Linked DNA regions of Homo sapiens: region 2 is linked to region 1. Evidence: read pairs that join two places in POLR2A ChIA-PET (ENCODE). Cell type or tissue: GM12878. All regions are shown on one strand.

Region 1 (2,500 bases):
TTAAGACAATTGCAATTCTCCTTGTAAGAAGCTTTCTTAGTCAGAGAAGAAAATTCCACAGAGTCCCTTCTTTCTTCATGAAGAAAAAGGATCAGAGAGACAGGGAGGAAGGGGAAGGTCAGAGAAAGACCTTGGTTCTGAGGCTTATTTCTAAGCTCCTTCAATTTTCTTTAATTCCAAGCACTCAACATGCCAAAGCACCATATTTTGGGGTATTGCTTTCTGTACCCCAAAAGGCCTCACAACTAAATTTTCAGTATATCTAATATTTTTTACTTAGATTTTCTGTTCTTTAAAGGTACACTGTGGTCTAGATCAATGTGAGTTACTAAATCCATATTGTTGGTAAAGTCTACTATTGCTATTTTATAATAGGATAGAAAAAGATTATAAAGTATCACCAAAGTTCTGAAATGGAAGTCTTAATGGAAAGGACTGCTTCTTTACCCAGGAAGAGGGTAAGTTTTGAAGAGTGTCTCTGTCTCTCAGAAATAAGATCCAAGGGGAAAAAGAAGTTCGGTAAGGTTTCCAGTAACTTCCAGCTATAACACAAAATGGAGGGAGTCAGGATGTTAGATAAGCCAACTGCTTTGTAAGATTTTACTTTGTTAGATTGGGAACATTAGTAGTTTTCCCAAGCTCGTTATCTATGCTATACTTATTTCTAAATAAGAATAAAACCCTTGAAATGAAACAAGCATGTATAATATACATTCTTTTTTGTTTGATTCCTTTTGCTCATCATTATGTCTGAAAGTCTTATTCATACTGCTGCATGTAGGTATAATTTGTTCATTCTCACTGTTGTTTAGAATTTAATTGTATGAATATATTACAATGATTTGTAATATGTTTGTCCATTCTGTTGCTAATGGACATTGGGTTGTTTCCCTGCTTTAACTGTTGCAAACGGTGCAACTATGAATATTCTTGTGAGTATCTATTAGTGAAACTCCATGTGGTAGAGAGCTTCTAAAACAGTTCTTAATGGTTCCTGCCTCTGGCTATTCTTGTCCTGTGTAATCCCCACCCTTGTGTGTGAAGTGGATGTAGTGATTCATAACAAACAGAATATGGCAAACATGATGGAGCGTTGCTCTCTAAGATTAGGTTATTAAAGGCCATGACCTTGGACTTGCTGGGGATCTCTCTCTCTCTTGCTCATTCTCACTCTCACTCTTCTTGCTTGCTTTCTCTGATGAAGCCGCTGCCTTGTTTTGAGCTGCCCTATGGAGAGTCTCAGTGGCGAGGAATTGAGGACAGACTTCTGTACGGACCTGAGGTCATCATTCCAACAACACATGAAGAGCTGAATCCTGACAACAACTTCATTGGTAAGCTTGGAAGTGGATTTTCCCCCAAACAGGCCTTGAGGTGACCACAGCCCTGGCTGACTGCAGCCTTGTGAAATACCCTGAGACAGAAGACCCAGCTCAGCCACACCTGAACTCCTGACCCACAGAACCTGCTATAATAAATGTTGTTTTGGCTATTACGTTTTGGAGTGATTTATTATTAGATAACTAATACGTATGCATTTGGGAAAGTAAAGGCCTAAGAGTATATGGAAGTGGAATTGTTTGGCCATAATCTATGCATACGTTCAGCTTTAATATATACCACTAAATTGTTTTCAAAAGCAGTCATTGTCATGTACACTCCCAACAGCAGTGTGTGAGAGTTTTTATTGAGTTCTACTGAATGATCTTTGTTATTAAGCTTTTAGTATATGCCAGCCACTAAGTGCCTTACATGTGCTGTTTCATTTAATCTTCACAACAGTTCAGTGAGGTGGGTATTACTGTTTTCTCCATTTTCAGATTAAGTGAACCTGCCCCTGTCATTTACTAAAAAGAGGCAAGCCAGGATTTTAACCCATGTCCAATGCTCTTAGCCATTAAGCCTCTCCTGAGACAGATTTCAATGCAATTATAGCCACAGAGAAAACACATGTGAAAAATAACCATCATAGCGCACTAAAGGAAGAGCAGCATTTCATCTTGTGCATAAGTTAACCATCAGCACTGCACAGGGCTGATGAGGAGAAGAGGCTTCCAGACGGAGTTAGCAAAGGAAGAAAGATAGGCAATTTGGAAGGAGGGAAAGGATGGCCCAGGAAGGCTGGGAGGTAAAGAATATGCAAGCAAGGTCAAGAGCTCTATGCATTTGGCTCACTCTGCCCTCTGCATTTCCAGCCTCATGCAGCGATGTCATCCTTAGCAGTGAGTTGTCTACTTTTTCCGTAGCTCTCCCCAGAATAACACAGACCCCAGGGTCTTAAATGAAGGAGTGATTTTTCCAGATATTTCACCTTTCCCAAGGGAGAACACTACTCAGTTGTCTCTCCTTGGAACTCCTTCTTTTGCTGTTTATTGTTTCTGAGTGTGATTTTTTCCTTTCTTCCTCATTCCGCTGGTGCTTGTCACCACTCTGATGGGAATTCCTCTTAAAATGCCGGCAGTCTCTTTGATAAGCCTCGCCTTGCAGACCTAAGGTAAAC
Region 2 (2,500 bases), 110 kb after region 1:
ACTCAACCCAAACACTTGGTGAGGCCCTTACCCTGTGATTTTAGTTTGGGACAAAGCCTTGGGCCTCTGAGTTCACTAACATGGAAAGATGCAAGAACCAGGCTGATGTCATCAATATCAGTAGTAAATCATCAAGGTACGTTTCTTGTAAACAATTTTTAAGTTATCTTCTCACTGCCCTTAATCTTCACAGTTGACTGAGTTGGAAACTAGAAAAAGGTACACCAATCCTATCACTAACTTGTTTTGTTTACTTTTAGTCAGGGAATATTTATGGACTCTAATGAGCTAGCACATCCTAGGTTCTAAGAATACAAAATGGACCAAGCCTTAACTTCTAGGAGTTTTTGTTCTTTTGTTTTTTATTTTGTGGCAAAATATACATGACATAAAATACATAAGTAACCATTTTTTTAAAGTGTAAAGGTCAGTGGCAGTAAGTACCTTCATGCTGCTTTGCAACTTGCTGGAGTTTTTATTCCTGTGGGGCATCCCAGTGTTTCACTTAGTTTATGTTCTTGGTTTACTGCTGTTCTTTGTTTCATTATCTCTGCCTTTTTGACTGGTGTCTGGTGGTACGTAGTCAGGACATACTTTAATTCTAGTTTTAGTAATTCTACAGAAAACGTTTTCATTGAGAGGAAAAAAAGTCTAGAGGGATTACTCCAAAATGTAATAGTGGTTATCATTGGGTAGTTGTGAGAGGGTCTTAGTTAAAAAATATTTTATTACACTATTAGATAGCTTTTCCTTTTGTCCTTTATTGAATCTAATTCTGCACTACTGAACTTTTAACCTTGGGTAGACAAAGGAGGTAGAAGAAACATAAAGACAGTAATATTAGCAATAGACACCATTTTTGAATGCCTACAACTTATAAGATACTCCTCATACATTTACTAATTTAACAGTGGTGAGGTAGGTGTCATTTCTGGTTTACACATGGGGAAATTGAAACTCAAGAGTGGTTAGGAAATGCCCAAGATCACATGACACTAAGTGTCACATTCAGGATTTGAAACCCAGTTGTATTCTAAAACCTATGTCTCTTTATCACACTGTCTGAAGTGTGGTGTGGCCTTACTTTTAAAACATGCTTTTCACTGTGAATGATTATTAAAAATCAACTGAATACTTTGAGGGCAGCTCCAGAGTCAGTGGGATGATTTCAAATGCCCCTTCTAGCACAGGGAAATTTTTTGAGAAAGAAGAAAAGCATTGCCTCAAATTTTTCTAGAAGGAGAACAGATAATACAACTATTAAAAATGTTTTTGCACAATGTGTTTTACGCCTCATAACTGTCGCATTCCTCTTTGTATCTTGAAAACACTTTTGAAACATGTTAAGTTTGTGTATTTTTATAGGATGGATGCTTAACTGTTTTTCTTTTTAGTTACATAGACCATTGTTGAAGCTTTGTTTCTTTGAACATACTGTTTACCAATTTATTTGGTGCTATTTATTTAGTGCAGTTTCTGTGGCGCCATATTTCCTCTCACTAGGAAAATAGCATCTTTGGCAAATTCCATTATGATGTGTATTCCAGGAATGTACTGTTGGAAAAAGCGGAGACTGCCTGCAGTACTCCTTAGAATGTTGGGTGTCTATCACTTTTATAGGACTCACCACGTTGGAATTTCAGAGAATCTTTTTTTCTCTTGTTTTGGTCTCCAAGTTCCTTGAGAGTGAAATCTATGATTTATTCATCCTAACATCTCACTCTATGCCTGGTGCATAGTAGGTATGCAGGATATGTATGTTTTTGGTTGGTTGAACTCAATTGTGGAGCAACATAGATATTTTGTAATTGCTGACTTGCCTTATCAAAACACTAATATATACATTTTGCAGATGTGTACTGGTTTATGCTCCAATCCTATACATTATTACAGCTGTTTTTCTGTTTATACAGTAATATAGGTACTTGAAGTCAATAGGAATAAAGGTTGCTTTCCAATGTACCACTGAGTTACATGTAACAGTTCTATTTTTTTATGTCCTCTAATCATTATTTGAAGACAGCTGTACTTTTGACATTCTTGTCTGCAGGGACTTGTTTGACACACTTTCAGCTTATATAGAAAATAATTTCCCCTTATTTCATTTGCAGTCAGAGTATTTAGATTCTGTGGATGGATGAATTTACACTTTATAGTGCAAGGAAGACACATGCCCAGATTATTTTTCATAATGGGTTTGAGCAAGGATGTAAGGAAATGTGGCATGGTCTAGATTGGAGTGCACATCTCATCAGTAACTAGAACAGCAGCTCAATATCATTCAGGATACAGCCGTCTCCTTGATCACATAGCATTGATACTTCCCAACAGAGGGATCTGAGAGGATTGGGTTACCATCATCCAATCTGAAGCTCTTTTCTTGGACATAACTTGCACCAACTCCTTTCCAAAGCCGTTTATCTCTTAATCATGTATGTTCCATTTATTACGATTGCCATTAGTTTGGTTATTCATCCTTGGCCTAGTCATTTGGGCCACT

The links. ChIA-PET counts read pairs that join two places held together with the same protein. Peaks named below come from ENCODE experiments on the same cell type or tissue, not always from the same donor. Only the 100,000 strongest peaks of a DNase experiment are listed, where the experiment ranks them.
Region 2: POLR2A ChIA-PET joins it to region 1 with 5 read pairs; 3 of 35 experiments call an interaction of 5 or more read pairs at or near these places.

Annotation. Positions count from the first base shown.
Region 1 is chr11:102,552,670-102,555,169 of GRCh38, reverse strand. No RefSeq gene overlaps it. Among named protein-coding and RNA genes, the nearest start is that of MMP7, 23 kb to the right of the region's middle. In GM12878, no CTCF peak of the experiment used is centred here; a DNase peak (open chromatin) is centred at 1,069; H3K27ac peaks cover 651 bases.
Region 2 is chr11:102,445,872-102,448,371 of GRCh38, reverse strand. All of the region lies in intron 2 of TMEM123 (transmembrane protein 123), which reads left to right. Among named protein-coding and RNA genes, the nearest start is that of TMEM123, 5.6 kb to the left of the region's middle. In GM12878, no CTCF peak of the experiment used is centred here; no DNase peak of the experiment used is centred here; H3K4me3 peaks cover 265 bases; H3K27ac peaks cover 577 bases.